2 separate regions of the Homo sapiens genome follow, and region 2 is linked to region 1. A link is a loop called in an ENCODE intact Hi-C map of the cell type or tissue named here. Cell type or tissue: heart right ventricle. All regions are shown on one strand.

What was found. Peaks named below come from ENCODE experiments on the same cell type or tissue, not always from the same donor. Only the 100,000 strongest peaks of a DNase experiment are listed, where the experiment ranks them.
Region 2: it touches region 1 in a loop (5-fold over the local background); 38 of 110 quality-filtered maps call a loop at or near these places.

The regions. Positions count from the first base shown.
Region 1 is chr9:134,978,353-134,986,352 of GRCh38, forward strand. No RefSeq gene overlaps it. Among named protein-coding and RNA genes, the nearest start is that of FCN1, 64 kb to the left of the region's middle. RefSeq lists enhancers at 4,136-4,726, 4,727-5,315. In heart right ventricle, a CTCF peak has its summit at 4,940 (motif pointing left); a DNase peak (open chromatin) is centred at 4,939; H3K27me3 peaks cover 805 bases.
Region 2 is chr9:134,699,340-134,707,339 of GRCh38, forward strand. It overlaps COL5A1 (collagen type V alpha 1 chain), which reads left to right. Exons shown (of 66, transcript NM_000093.5): 3 at 570-783; 4 at 1,832-1,994. Among named protein-coding and RNA genes, the nearest start is that of COL5A1-AS1, 50 kb to the left of the region's middle. RefSeq lists an enhancer at 1-176. In heart right ventricle, no CTCF peak of the experiment used is centred here; a DNase peak (open chromatin) is centred at 7,852; H3K27ac peaks cover 3,613 bases.

The sequences.
Region 1 (8,000 bases):
GAAAGTGTGCATCTGTCCAAAGGCTTACACATGAATGCTCACAGCAGCTTCATCTGTAATAGTCAGAACCTGGGAAAAACCCAGCTGGCATCAATGAGTGAATAAACAAGCATGCCGTGGATACTCGCACCGTGGGGCCCTGCCCGTCAACATGAAGGATGAGCTGTGGATGTCCCAGACAACCATAATGATTGCGCTATTGAAAATGCAAATGGAGCCACATGCACGGTGGCTCACACCTGTGATCCTAGCACTTGTAGTCCCAGTTACTTGGGAGGCTGAGCAGGGAGGATCACTTGAGCCTAGGAGTTCAAGGCTGCAATGAGCTATGATTGTGCCACTGCACTCCAGCCTGGGTAACAGAGTGAGGGAAGGAAGAAAGAAAGGAAGGCAGGGAGGGACGGAAGAAAGAAATGAAGAAAGGGAGGGGAGGAAGGAAGGAGAGAAGGAGGGAGGAAGGAAGGAAGGAGAGAAGGAGGGAGGAAGGGAGGAAAGGAGGGAGGGAGGGGAGGAAGGAGAGAAGAAGACAGGGAGGGAGGATAGAGGGAGGGAGGGAGGTAGGGAGGGGAAGGAAGGAAGGAGAGAAGGAGGGAGGAAGGGAGGAAAGGAGGGAGGGAGGGGAGGGAGGAGAAAAGAGAGGGAGGGAGGAGAGAGGGAGGGAGGGAGGCAGGGAGGGGAAGGAAGGAGGGAAGAAAGAAGGGAGGGAGGAGAGGAAAGAGAGAAGGAGGAAGGAAAGAAAGAGGGAGGGGAGGAAGGAGAGAGGGAGGGAGGAGGGGGGAGGGAAGGAAGGAGGAAGGGAGGGAAGGAAAGAGGGAAGGAAGGAAGGGAAGGAGGGAGGCAGGGAAGTAGGGAGGGAGGGAGGGAAGGGAGGAAGGAAGGGAGGAGGGAAGGAAGGGAGGAAGGACGGAAGGAAGGAAGGAAGGGAGGAAGGAAGGGAGGAGGGAAGGAAGGGAGGAAGGACGGAAGGAAGGAAGGAAGGGAGGAAGGACGGAAGGAAGGAAGGAAGGAAGCTGACTAATCCATAGTGACCTAAAGTAGGGTCGTTAGTTGCCTGAATGGGAGGGAGGAGGGAAAGGGGAGGGAAGAAGTTCCAAGGACACAAGGAAACTCTCAGGAGTGGGGTCTGCGTGTCTCACCATGATCGTGGTGATAGTATCACAAGTACACAGAAGTGTCAAAGCTGATCAAATTGTACACTTTACATATGCACTGTTTACTCTATATCAGTTATACCTCCATAAGGCTGATAAAAAAAATACACAAAGTTTCCACAGCAGAGATGCGTGGCGGGCAATTGCTAATGTGGTTTTCTCTGTGGAAACAGGAAGGGCCTGGCATGACCAGCCCCCAATCTTCCATTCGAAAAGAATCTGTCCGGCCTCCTCCAGGCCCCGATCTGCTTGCCGGGTCCCTGGGAATGGCCTCAATTTTTAGAGGACTTCAGGTTGTCCTTGTGCTTTGGAAGGGGACTCTCCAAGCCTGTGGGGCAGGAGTTCTTCAGGGCTTCTGAGCCAGGGGGCCCCTTGGCATCTGCTGTTGCCTATGGAACCCTTTTCAGGATGTTTGCAAATGACATATCATAGGGTTTTTAAATTCTTAACAAAATAGTCAGGATTTCAAAATAAACGACTTGCTTTAAAGTACTGTTATCAGATATTTTCTTCAGGTGTGACACAATGGCCTGATCCTGGGCCAGTCCCTTTACCTGGCCCTGTGGCAGGAAGGAGGCTGCATCACGTGTGGCCGGTGGGCTTAATAACTCCGCAATTCCCAAGCCGTGGTGAATAAAAAGGATATTTGAAGTTAGCAGCAATGGCTACCTCGAGAGATCAAAGATCTGTGGTTTTCCCTGTGCACAAAGTCGCATGTACTGTGGTCGTCTATAAGCATTATCGAGAGAAATGACGGATGATCAGAAATTTATTTTTAAAAACTGCAACGTGTTTTCCATCTAAATTCACAGACCCAAGGGTAAAACCCCTGTTAGAGGCACCAGGCTGTAACCTCCATGCCCAGGCCAGTCTGCCTGGAGATGCGGGGCGGTGTCCGGAAAGCTGCAGGTATCGGCATCTGGAAATGACCCTGTATCTGAGGGGTGAAGTCAGCCCAGCGCAAGGCCTTGCACCTGGGGAGAGAGCCAGACAAAACCTTCCACCTTCCAGTGAAGAATAAAAACAACCCAGCTGTGTGATCCAGGGCATTTGCCGACTCCATAATTAACGAGGTGGGGGAGGCACCTTCTCAGCCTCTGCTGGAGGTGACATGGTGGGAGCTGGGTGGCCGGGGGGCAGGTGGGGGTGCCGGCGCAGAGGAGCTGAGGTTGAGCCTAGAATCTCAGCGACTTAGGAGATCCCAGGAGCCAGCCCTGGGAGAAAGGGGCCTTCCCAGGCCAGGGCCTCTCCTGGCACTTGCTGCCAGCAGGAGTGCCAGCTGACACTCTCCTGTGTGCACAGCAACTCAGCAAGGTGTACCCAGCCCTTAAAAACGCTCATCCTCTCAGCCAGCGAGTCCTCCTTCACAGCGACTATCCAAAGCAAGTAACCATGTGTAGGAGAACCTGTCTGCATTGCTCACTTGGGAAAAACAGCAAGACAGATTGTATTCAAGCCACTGGAGTAAGTGAAGGACTTTAGAACCAAGCTCAGTTCAGACGCAGTGAAGACAGCTGTGGATGCCCAGCCCACGAGCAGAGTGAGGGTCCGGGCTGGAAACCACTCACCTGGTTAGACACCAAGGGCAGGAGTTCCTGTTAAAGGCAGGCCGAGGATTTAGACATTGATGGTCAGGGGCGAGGAATCTGATCCAATGCAAAGGATGGGAGGGTTCTCAGTATAACAAGACTCAGCCAGCCATGGACACGAAGGCCAAGGTCAAGGCCTAGTTGAGACGGGGCTCAGCCCAGGCTCGCAGTGGGTCACGGAGGGAATCTGTGCCAGTCAGTTGCCTGCCCACAAAGGCTCACCACAAACCATGCTGGTCCCTCCGTGGGAGGATGGTTATACAGGGAGAATGATGATTATACAGGGAGGAGGGCCAGTGAGAGAATAATGGTTATACAGGGAGGTGGGATGGCGACAGGATGATGGTTATACAGGGAGAAGGGACGGCAAGAGGATGATGGTTACACAGGGAGGAGGGATGGCGAGAGGAAGATGATGGTTATACAGGGAGGAGGGATGGTGAGAGGATGATGGCTACACAGGGAGGAGCGACAGCGAGAGGACGACGGTTATACAGAGAGGAGGGATCGTAAGAGGAAGATGATGCTTATACAGGGAGGAGGGATGGCTAGAGGATAATGATGGTTACACAAGCGGGATGGCGAGATGATGATGGCTATACAGGTAGGAGGGATGGTGAGAGGAAGATGATGGTTATACAGGGAGGAGGGATGGTGAGAGGAAGATGATGGTTACACAGGGAGGAGGGACGGCAAGAGGATGATGATGGTTACACAGGGAGGAGGGACGGCAAGAGGATGATGATGGTTACACAGGGAGGAGGGATGGTGAGAGGAAGATGATGGTTACACAGGGAGGAGGGACGGCAAAAGGATGATGATGGTTACACAGGGAGGAGGGACGGCAAGAGGATGATGATGGTTACACAGGGAGGAGGGATGGTTATACAGGGAGAAGGGATGGCGACAGGATGATGGCTATACAGGCAGGAAGGATGGCGAGAGGAAGATGATGGTTACACAGGGAGGAGGGACGGCGAGAGGATGATGGTTATACAGGGAGGAGGGATGGCAAGAGGATGATGGCTATACAGAGAGGAGGGACAGCGAGAGGGTTATGATGGCTACACTGGGAGGAGGGACGGCGGGAGGACGATGATGGTTATACAGGGAGGAAGGATGGCGAGATAATGATCATTCCACGGGGAGGACGGACAGTGAGAGGATGGTGGTTATACAAGGAGGGCAGTAGGAGCTGCGTTTTCTTTTAAATTATCTAAATGTTTAAATTTATCTTTTTTAAAAAATTAAGAGAAATTATTTAAATGACAGGCAGCTGCTCAAAGATTCCACTGAAGTGGAAGGGTGCCCCCATCTTTACAGCAGAACGAAGGAATCCTGCACATCAGGGCTGGGTGGGCTGTGGCTGGAGAGTCAGGCTGGCTAGGCCAGGAGAGGCTCAGGATAGCCGTCCGCAGCCAGCACCCTCGTGCTGGTGCCTTGGACTGTGCGTCCTCACAAACAGCCGAATCCTGCCTTGTTCCTTTCCCAGGGCTGTTGTAGCAAAAGACCATGAATGAGGGGCCTTCAACCCCCAGGAATTCCTTCCCTTGCTGCCCAGAGGCCGGGAGCTCAACATCCAGGTCAGTGGGGCGTCACCCCAGTCTCTGCTGCCATCTTCCGCGTGTGTCTCCGGAACCCCCTTCCCCTCCTAAGGCCACCCCCCCTCAGTACAACCTCATCTCAACCTGACTACACCTGAAAGACCCTGTTTGCAAATGAGGTCTCTTTTGCAGGTATTGGGAACTAGGACTTCCCCATATCTTTCTGGGGGACAGAGTTCAACCCCACGACACCCACTAAATGCCTGTATTGCTCCTGTAGCCCCTGGAAAAGAGCCATGAACAAAACACACCCTGTTTGTCCTTGGGCAGCTTATGTTCTACCGAGGACACACAGTAAACACAGAGATGATCATTTGCTGAGAGGGACAGGCCAGGGTGAAGGGGCGACGAGTGGGCCGCACTTTGGACGTGCGGTGGAGAGATCCTGACGCTGGAACAGAGCCCTGCTGGAGTGGGGAAGGACAGCCACGCGAAGGCCCGAGGGGCAGTTTTCTCTGCGTGCACAGGAATAGCAGGCGCAAAGGACCCTGAGCACAGGGGGCGGGGGTGGGGACTGCACTTCACCCGGAGGAACTTGACCCATAGCTTTATGCAAGTCCAAGTGTGGCCTGAGGTCAGTTACCGCCACCTGCCGGCGGCTACCCACAGAGCCCGCAGGATCTGACCCGATTATCTGCCACTCGGCCCTTCCTGTCCCTCCCTAAATAAGGCACTCAGGTGGGCTGAATAACGGCTCCAAGTATGTCCACACCCTAAACCCAGAGCCTGTGAGTATGTTCCCTGGCATGGCAAAAGGGACCCTGCAGGTGGGATTAGGTGAAGAGCCCTGGGATGGGGGCTTATCCTGGATTATCTGGGTGGCCCCATGAGCCACAAGAGTCCTTATGAGAGGGAGGCAGGAGGGTCCAAGTCAGAAAGGATATGACCACAGAAGCAGAGGTCAACGCGAGAGTCGAAGATGCCACTGTCAACCTAAGCAACAGAGACAGCTCGTCCAGTGATGCTGAGTGTATCCAGGAGTGCATAGGCGGGGTTCCTGTCCTGGCTACGAGGGCTGTGGGGACCACAGGCATGTGCAAGGAGGTTGAGGCAAGGGGAAGCTTTTAAAGGCAAAGGGAGGCATGCACATAAGTTGTTTTGAAGCAAAGAGAACCCTGGTCACAGAGTCTTGTTGTGAGAGTTGACGTCAGTTCATGCCTGGAGATGGAGACAGCGTGTCAGGCAAGGGTTCTTGTGCATCCGACCAGCTGTCCCTGTGACTCAGATAGCAAGTGGCAGTTTGGAAAGTCCTTCGGAAAAGTTCTTGCTACAGGCATATGTAGATAAGAGCCCTTCAGAGAGCCTTTATGATAGTTCTTACCGCCGGCAGGTGTGTGGGGCAGGGAGGGCCCTTCTTAGCCTCTTGACTTTTTTTTTTTGTTAGGGTTTGACACAAGTGACTCTATTTTGATTCTGACAACTTTCACGTGATGTTCCCAGCTTTGAAGGTAGAGGAAGGGGCTACGAGCCAAGGAATGCAGGAGGCCTCTAGAAGCAGGAGAGGCAGGAAGGGGTTCTCCCCTGAAGCTTCCAGGAGGAGCCAGCCCCATTGGCACCTTGGTTTAGACCTTTGACTTCCAGAACTGTAAGAAAATAAATGTGTGTAGTTTGAAGCCCCCAAGGGTGTGGCACTCTGTTCCAGCAGCTACAGGAAAGTCATGCAAGCAGCACTTGGATGCCAGTTCTGAGGCTGAGGCGGGGGAGCGGACGGAGAGGCCGCCTCCATCACAGTATCACCACGGGGTGGGTCCCACAGCGCAGGTCCCACAGGGCTCCTGCTGCTGCTGATACTCGAACTGCAGCAGGGGTGTCCTTCCTTCCCAGACCCGGCCACGGAACAGCCTTGGGAATGGGGAACCAGGACCAGCCACGGAGCCACAGAGAAGCAGAGGTCAGGGTGAAAAAAATTCAGGATGCTTCACGAATGCAAGCCAGGGGCCGACTGGAGCCCCAAGTAGAAGTGGGGTCTGTCTAGGTTGGGCTCTCCAGAAGCAGAGGCCACGGTGGAGTCTGGGAGCAGGACGTCCAGGAGGTCCAACGCCTGGAAGTAGCGGAGGCAGGACCAGGCAGAACGATGCTGTGTGCAACCTGAAAAGCCTCTGGCCCACCTGGTAGGGAGCTCTGGGGTACACGGTCCTCATTGGAATATCCCATGGAATGGCTCCCCAGGAAGGGTGTGGGCTCAGTGGGGCAGCTCTTGGCAGCCCAGGCTGGCTCAGAAGATGCCGATGGCTGAGACTGTGGGCTGACTGTTCCCTGCAGCTGGGCAGTGAGGCCATGTGTGCAGAGGGTGTCTGGGGCCCATCTCCGTGTCTACCACAGTGCCCTGGGGATCATTTGAGTCCATCTGTGGCCAACAACAGACAGACCTCTGGCCATCTGCCATGAGATGGGGCAAGGACATTAAGGTTGGGTTCGGCTGCCACATCTTGCAGCTTGTGTCTAGCTTCCAGTGCCCTGGTTTTGAAGGATGTGCCAAATCCTACATAGACCTGCTGAGCCCCCGCCTTCCTCTGCTGCCTCCTTGGGGGTGAGTCCCCATCACTGAGTGCACGAGAAGAGACTGCCCGCTGGGATGTTACAGGTGGAGGAGAAGTCCTGAACCGAGATGGTAGTAAGAACGGCATATACAGGTGTCATGCTGGCTCGGTGAAGTTGAATATTTAACACACTCAATCCAGCAGCAGACACACTAGCACAAGTGCAAACAAGACCTTGATTCATTTCTTTCTTTTGTTCATTTACTCCACAAACATCTTCCTGGGGACTAATAGGTATGACATCCCTTCTATCCAGAGTCACACTGTGGACAGACCCTAACGTTAATTCTGGGGAATCTCTTATGCCCTTTGGCGTCTGCCAATCACACTTCTTGGTGTCTGATCCCCACGGCCACCTTCTCATTCACTTGGCTGGCAGCAAGCAAGAGCCTCCGTCATGAACAGCAAACTCAGCTTTCTACCAGGTCACTGACCGCAAAGCCCTGGCTAGGAACCACCGGGATTCCAGTTCTCGCTTAGCCACCACCTTTCTTTGTGACCTTGAGAAAGTCCTCTACTGCCTGGACTTAGTTTCCATGTTGATATAAAATGTGGAAGCTGCCACCAAAGCCCTCTCCTGAATGCCACTCTATGCCTATGAGATCCAGGTCTCCTGCCTTCCGAGTCCCCTGGCCTGTGGCTCATTATCCCATTTCCCATGGCCGCGGGTGCCCTGAGCCTTCCCTTTGATATTTGTTCCATTTCTGAGAATGTGGTCAGGTCAGAGTCTCAGGAATGTCCCTCTTTGAGGCTGATGTCTGGACCACTGAGGTCTTCCTATGGTGTGGAATTGTTTGCATGGATGGCACCACCATGTCTCCCATCCCACGTGTAGGGCCCTTTTCAATGTGACCCTGCAGCTCCACTGAAAGTGGAGGCTGTTTCCTGCCCCTTGCATCTGGGCCAGCCTTGAGACTGGCTTTGAGCTGTAGAAAGTGGTGAGGAAGGTGGTGAAAATTGGGATCTCACAGCTTCCCCTCTGGCATCCCACTGCCCTGAGACACCATATAAAGAACGCAGGCCAATTAGAGAAATGCAAATCAAAACCACAATGAGATACCATCTCACACCAGTTAGAATGGCGATCATTAAAAAGTCAGGAAACAACAGGTGCTG
Region 2 (8,000 bases), 280 kb before region 1:
TGAATTTCCACTTTTTCTCTGTTTTGCGTATCAACCAGGAAATGTCACAAAGTACAATTCTAGTGGCGGTTCGAGGCTGTTGCTTCCCTTCTCCCTTCCTCTCTCTGCTTCCTCCCTCCGTCTCTCTCCCTCCCTCCCCCTCCCTCCCTCCCTTCCTTGCATGCTGAGTGGTGTGACCTCATGGAGCGTACTAAGACACCTCAGAAGCAGCCTCCATCCAGAGGCAGCTCACAGCCTGAGAGGTTCTCCTGAGGGTCAACACACAGATGTGTTAGGCGCAGGAGCTGAGGGCAGGGTGTTGAGGGCTCCCAGCTGGAAGGACCAGTTGTGTTTCATGGAGGAGTTTGCATTTGCACTGAGTCTTGAAGGGGGCAGGTTTGGCCAAGTGGGAGCAGGGAAGGGCTGCAGGAGCAGTTTGATCAAGGGGCAGATGTGCAGCAGATGGCAGTGCCCCACGACGGGCAGCACAGCTTCCCAGGGTCCCGGGCTGGCTTGTTTGCAGAGAGCCATGGCTGGGTGTGGTTGCAGGGGCTCCCCGACTGCCTTCTCACCTCTGTGCTCTGTTCCAGCGTCTGCATTTCCCGAGGACTTCTCCATCCTAACAACTGTGAAAGCCAAGAAAGGCAGCCAGGCCTTCCTGGTCTCCATCTACAACGAGCAGGGTATCCAGCAGATTGGGCTGGAGCTGGGCCGCTCTCCCGTCTTCCTCTACGAGGACCACACGGGGAAGCCTGGCCCGGAAGACTACCCCCTCTTCCGGGGCATCAACCTGTCAGATGGCAAGTAAGTGGGCACTTCTGGGCAACTGTCCCCCTGCTGGAGGGGGGATCAGGCCAGCTCATACCACTGACCAGATGTGGGGCACAGTAGAGGACGTGCAGCAGCCGGTACTGAGACTCCCACAGACGCCGCAGCAGAGGAGAGGGTGCTGGGCTTGGAGTCCTGAAACCTGGGTTATGGTCTTGATTCATCCTCTGTGGCTCTGGGGAGTCACTTCTCCTCCCTGGCCCTCCATTATCCCTTTGTAAAGTGCACTAAAGCACATCAAATTCCCGCCTGTTTGTGTCAGAAGGGACACAGGAAATTGTGAGGTTATACCCAACCTTTTCCAGAAAGGATTTCAGGTATCCTTCAAGGACACAGGTGTGTTAGGAGTGGGAGTGAGCATGAGAAAAAGCGGGTCGTGCCAGCACGCTCTGTTGGGTGCAGACCTCAACACCAGGGGTTGTCAGTCTCCTCTTTCGTGGTCAGCACGTGTGAGGTCATGCCCTGATAATCTCCGAACGTCTTCAATACATGATTTCTGAATTCTTCGCCAAGACTTTCAGACAGATCCACTCCTTCCACCATTTCCCGTCCACACCCGGTCTTCTCTGGCTGCCTGCAGTTTGCCATCGGGGTTCAGAGGGCACGTGACAAGTGCTCGCATGCACACAGCAAAATACAACGGCCGCCGCCCTGCCATTCTCCCGATGGCTGTGACCGCACCGCAGGGACCACGCTCCCAGGGACCACACTCCTGGGTCCCGAGCCAGTGCCGAGTGCTGTGTGCTCCCCCTTCCCCCTTTCACTTGGGCTCCCGGCTGGGCTTCCAGGGTTCAGACAGCCATCCTTGTCTGAGGGACGAGGGTTCTGGGGAATGAGTAGATCTCATGGCACGGGGTGTTGCCCTAACTTGTCTGATTCCAGAGGCTGGGCCTTGATCTGCTCCGCCCCACCACGATCGTGCAGGAAGTGGGCCTTCTTCCTGTGTCTCGAGGAATTTGCAGCAAAATTGCTTGAGCTGGCATCTGTGATCCAAGCCCTGTCTTCACCATCTGTTTCTTTGCAGGTGGCACAGAATTGCTCTCAGCGTCCACAAGAAAAATGTCACCTTGATCCTCGACTGTAAAAAGAAGACCACCAAATTCCTCGACCGCAGCGACCACCCCATGATCGACATCAATGGCATCATCGTGTTTGGCACCCGGATCCTGGATGAGGAGGTGTTTGAGGTGAGCAGGAGGGCAGACCAACCCCTGTGCCCACCAGGGCACTCCTCCTGTGGAGCCACTGTGACTGCTGTTGGAGGAGGCTCCTCGGGCCGGGACCGGCTGGCGGTCCACTGTGGTCACCGTCTCTGTTGGTCAGAAGCCTCTGCTGCCATCCTAAGAGATGTTTGTGGCTTTCGGAAATGGAGGGGCCAGAGCTGCTGCCGCCTGTAGGCCGCGTGGGGATGGCAGTGGCCGCCCTTGTCCCAAGGGCCCAGTACGTGAGTCTCCTGGGTGCTGGCTCGGAAAGGACAGGGCCTTTGTCCAGCCTCGTGCTGAGGCTCCTGGAAACCTGCACACTCCTGCCGTCTGTATCCGAGGCCATCCTGGGACAGGGGCAGCTGTCCTCTGGGTGAGCTTGAAGGGCAGAGCTGGGCCACCGTGTGGACGCACCAGGGAGACCTGTGCCGACCCAACTCGGGCTGGCCTCACTCCAGTCTAGCTGTGTCCAGCCAGGGGCCTTGCTTTCCCGGGGAATGCCTCAGAGGCTTGGGAGTCGGGGCCTGAGCTGAGTGGGCTCTGGGACCCTCACTTCAGCCCATGGAGCCCTTCATAGGTTGGGGTTCTGCGTGAGAGAGCAGGAGAATGCCCCGTCCCACTGCCAAGAAACAGGTTGAGAGCTTCTGCAGGTGACCAGTGATCCCCAGCTGCCCCGGGTGGGGGCGTTGGAGTCACCAGGAGCCTGTAGGGGTTCCAGGGCCCTGCCTCCTGGGGTGCTGGGGCGACAGCCTGCACAGGGTCCTGGACTCTGCCCTTCCCAAGGGCACTGCAGTGACCGTTGCCTCCGCGGCTTGGGTTAGGCGGCAGCCAGGACCCCTCCACTGGGCTTCCTTGTCGTTTATGTAAGTTGGGTTTTGCAGAAGATTTGGTTTTGCACCCGGGTCTCTGTGGCTAAAACCTGTTCGAAAGCCACTGGCTTAAATGGCCTCCGAGGGCCATCCTGGCTCTGGGATTTCCTCCTCCAGGGCTGCAGAGATGGGACAAGTTAGGGCAGTGTCTCCTCCCTAAATCCCCGAGCGCTGCCGTGAGCTCCTGGCTGTGTCTACACATCGGTTCTGCATCCGGCTGCCCCCGTTTCATGGCTGAGGTGGGGTCCCCAGGGCCATGTTTCTTCTCGGTGACTCGGGGTCACCAAACCAGACACCGTGTTGACTCAATCTTGGTGTTCTGCCAAGGGCACGCGAAGGAGACATCACACGTACTAGTTCATTTCTGTGTTAAAGATATCGATGTCTGCTCGTGGGGACGGGCACGGTTGAACTGACCCTGGGGCTTTGAGCGTGTGAGAAGAGGGCAATTCTGAAAGTCTCACCTTTCTAGGAAATCATACTGGGGACCACGTAGTGTCACTGTGAACTGGACATTCAGCAGAGTGCTGGCCTCAGGGCAAGCCCACCTGGGCTCTGTCGATTGTTGGATTTGGGCCTCGGGCAAGCTGCTCTGCTATTTCTCTGTCTTAGGGTCTCCGTCTGTAAAATGGGATCACAGATGTGGCTGCTTCATGAGCTGTGGCAAAGGTTCCATGAGGTTGAATGCAGTGACACAGCAGCGCACTGTCTCCCTTATAGGAAGCCCCGGCTTAATGTCAAATTCAGTTGTTCTGGATATTAATACAGTGTCAAGGCAGACAGAAAGGCAGGACACAGCCCCGCGGCCCAGTGCAGACCGCAGAGGAATGATCAGAGCAGCCACGCTCTGTGGAATGAGATGGGCCTGTTAGAAGAAGGCAGGGAGTAGGTGTGAAGGTGGTGGAGATTCTGCTGAACGTGCAGTTGGCTCTGGGTCAGTTTCCAGGAAGCTGTAGCCTGGGGCTTCGGTAGAGCAGGGCGGGTGCTTGGATCCTGCTGGCACAGCCAGATTTTGCAAGCTATTGAGACACACCCTCCGGGCACACTTCTGAACAGACCTGCCTAGGCGCCTGGAAGGAACTGCGGGCACAGGAGCCGTCCTCAGCCAGGCAGGAGGCAGCTTCTGGGCTATTCTGGGGAGCTGGGGTTAAAAGCTGCCTTGGAGTCACACAGACTGGGATCAAGTGCTGGTTTTGCCTCTTGCTGGTGGGAGGATCTAGGCAAAGCAGGTGACATTGATGAGCTTTGAGACTCATTTGTAAAACATTGGTCACAGTAAGGCTACCTGCACAGCTGCAGGGGAGGTTCTGGGCTTGGCCTGGGCACCTGCCAGAGTCACCCCCACCGCTGCCTGTTGTTCTGTGGGTCGAGGCCCTGCCTCTGGATGGGAGGCCACGCGGTGGCCTCGGGTTTTTTTTTTTTTTTTTTTTTTTTTTTTGAGACGGAGTCTCGCTCCGTCGCCCAGGCTGGAGTGCAGTGGCACGATCTCGGCTCACTGCAAGCTCTGCCTCCCGGGTTCACGCCATTCTCCTGCCTCAGCCTCTCGAGTAGCTGGGACTACAGGCGCCCGCCACCACACCCAGCTAATTTTTTTTGTATTTTTAGTAGAGATGGGGTTTCACTGTGTTAGCCAGGATGGTCTCGATCTCCTGACCTTGTGATCCGCCCGCCTCGGCCTCCCACAGTGCTGGGATTGCAGGCGTGAGCCACCGCGCCCGGCCTCAGGGTTTTAATGTTTGTCATGCAGTCTCTTTTTTGTGCTGTGTCAAATCTTTGTAATTTCTAGTGTGTTCTGTTGTAAAGATTCAGGAAAAAGCTTTATTTTATCTTTAAAAAATTAGGATCCTAAAACAAATAGTGCTTCATTGATATTCTAACTGAGCAGGAAAAGCTGTTTTCCCAAAAGCAGATGTATGTGAAGAGTCCCTTACCCCAGGGAAGCACTAGAAATCCGTGTTCAGGGCTGGGTTTGCATCCTGGCTCCACTGTTTCCCAGGGGTGAGATCTTCGGTGAGTTGTCTGACCGCTCCGAGACTCAGTTTCCCCATCTGTAAAATGACAATAATAGTACCCGCCGCAGTTTTGTGTGTGTGGGAGGCACCGTGAGAATTAATCCATGAAAAATGCCTATGAGTGGCCGACAGCAAACATGCCAGAGTTTACCTCCTTTATCAGCAAAGGATGAAGGTAACGTGTGGTTTTCAAAAGGAAATGGCTCTTGAATGGAGGAGGCTGTTTTCCTACCCTGGCTTGTTCTTCCAGGGAACCGTGCAGGTCTCACTCTGCAGCTGGCGCCTGGCAGGCTTCTGGTCGAACGGTAAGTCACAGATAGGTTCCGAATTCTGTGTTCCTGGTGAGCCATTTTTTCCTGTCGTGGAATTCGATTTGAGCCAGAGTGGCTGCCAGGAACGAGAGGTTTTTATTGACCACAAGTTGTTAATGGTCTGGAGGAGGTGTTTTCCTAGCCCCAGAGTTTCCTGGCTGTTAGCTGTGCTCACGTTGGAAAATTGGACCTGTCTTTCTTAATGAAGTCCAGCAGGATCAGCGATGCCTTCAGCTGCCCCAAGCATCTTTTCTTTTTTTTTTTTCCCTTAACAGTGTGAGGAGGAAGTTCGGTGAGTTGGCCTCAGAGTCCCAGCCACCTTTTGTCTCATTGCAAGTGGAAGAGAATTTCTATTTCTTTTGAAGTAAAAGTGATTTATCTCTGCTTTCCAGCGGGCTCTGCATAACGACACCTCCCATCTCAGTCGCTTGGCTGCTCTAGAAGGCTCTAAAAATGAGGGGCTGGCACTGTTGAGACATATTCCTCCAGCAGCCCCAATCTTCCCCTGGAAGGACAACTTCCGCTCATTCAAAGCCAATCTGTTCTGTGTTTAGAGTTATACTGAACAAGGATTCACCAAACTCTAAGAGAGTTCGTTTAAACAGGGACTGGGGGTTTTTCCTGGGGTGTCTGTGGCCCCACAGAGGCCCCCTTTGTCCAAAGTGATGCGCCCTTGAGGGACAGAGGGAGATAGAGACTCTCAGGGCCAAGACACATGTGTCTCCTGCAGTGCAAGGCCAGGGCTAACGGCTGGTGCTGTGCCCGCAGCCTCCCTGGGTATAGACGCGGAGCCTGAGTGTGTGGCTTTGGCCGTGTCAGCAGCCCCCTGCGCCTGCAGACCAGGCCCTCACTGCCTCCCAGCCCCTGAGTCTGGTTCTAGTGGGGCAGCCTTGCCATGCAGGGGAGGTGGGACACTGCTGTCCCTCACAGAGCCACGTACGGAGGAAGTGATGGGCATGGAGGGCATTCTGCCGGCAGGTCCCCCCAGCCTTGGACTTCCTTCCCTGCTGGTGACTTGGAGCCCCGTGTCCTCATCTGTAAAATGGGGCGATAGGGCCAACGCTGTCGGATTTTGGGTTGGTGAGATCAAATCTGTGTTAGATGTGAGTACCTCCAAGGGCCGCAGGGAACCACCTTGTCCTGGGTCTTTGGCGGTGAGAGCTGCTCTCTGGCCCATTGTCAGTGGTCATCTGCCAGTGACAATGGGCCAGAGGTGGCCCATCGTCCACAGTGGCACTGTCATGAGCTGTCCCTTTTCTCAGCTTTTCTGGACTCCCCTTATGAATTAGATGCTGTGAGTCCTGCCATAAAGATGAGACCCCTGGGCCTTCAGGAGGATGGAGCCGCTGAGAGGTCCATGGGGAAAGAACTGGCTGAGGGTCCCGCCAGCCCCAGCTAGGGCGAGTGCTCCGGGGCGCCTCCTGCCCGTACCTGCACCTGCCATCACAGCAGCCCCTCAGCAAGGTTTGGGTTCGCAGGCCCCTGTCCTCCTCCCCTGGCAGAGTGCCCCTGTGGAGCTGGCAGGAGATCCCCCTGGCATGGGCTGTGTCTCCTAGGATGGGGTGGGATGGCCAAGCCCTCTCATGCTGCCTGTTCCCAGGGCGAGTATGCCGGAGCTGCCTGGGACATTGTCCTGGGAAGTTCTCATCCCAAGTCTTGTCCCTTCTGGATGTGCCGGTGCCCTGGGGCCAGCACTGGTGTCAGAGGAGGACTCAGGGCATTGCTCCCTAAGCCCCAGGTTTCCAGAGGTGCTGGGCAGGCCCAGGACCACCGTGCAGGAAGGGGAAGGCAGAGGGGCTGGGCTCCCCCCAGTGCAGGAAGGTCTTTTTATCCAGGGCATAGTCAGGAACGAGCTTTGTGTTTTCAGAAACATGGCCTCAGTGGCCAGGGTGAGCATGGGGCATCCTGCAGAAGGTGGGGATGTGTGAGTTATCTTCACAGGCAAGGAGAAGGCGGATGGGAGAGCAGCCAGGGCCCACCCCCACTGTGCCCTGGAAGAAGAGAGTCTTGCTGCCACTTCATAGCTTGGGAAGCCAGCACCAGGGAGGTTGAGTCACTTGCCTAAGGTCACTCAGCAACATGACAGCAGATTGGGACCTCGGAAATCATGACACAACTGTCCCCAGCCTGGAAGGGATCCCGGGGACCAGTGGCAGGAGACTGGACTCAGGCTGGCCTGACAGCACTGTGGGCCCCCGCCTGGCATTCTGTTCTCCTAGCCCTCCCCGCACAGGCCCTGAGGACCCTGGAGTCCCCTGGCCCATGGGGTCTGTGAAACTCTGGAACCTTCCAGGAAGAGCCAGCATAAGCTGTTAGCAAGGGCAGAGGGCCCAAGAGTGTCCCTCCCGTGTGTGACAGGTGACCTGGACCCGCCTAGCCCCTGTCCCAGCACCTTCCCCAGCCTGTGGCGGGCAGCACGGGGCTACCTGGCTGCTGATCCGGAGGGCTCCATGCACCTCTCTAGAGTCTCACCTCATCTATGGGCCCTGAGCTGGCCCAGTGAGCCACGTCAGGGAGGCTGGGAGGCGGGACTAAGAGGGGGCCTGGGGTGCCTCTGCCTTGAGGCCTGCCGTGGAAGGCCCCTCCTCTGTGGGTGAGCTATGACCAGGAGGGGGGCCGTGGAGGGGATGAGAACTGCCCCGGGGGACAGCCGGCCAGCGAGTTCTGGGCCAGGAGCCAAATGTGCTTTTAAGCTGTTGAAGGTTTCAAGGGGCAACAAGACCAAACAGACTATAAACTCCAGCTCTCCCTGCAAAACCCCTGGGTGCTGGCGGGAAAGTGATGGCGTCGGCTCCAAGC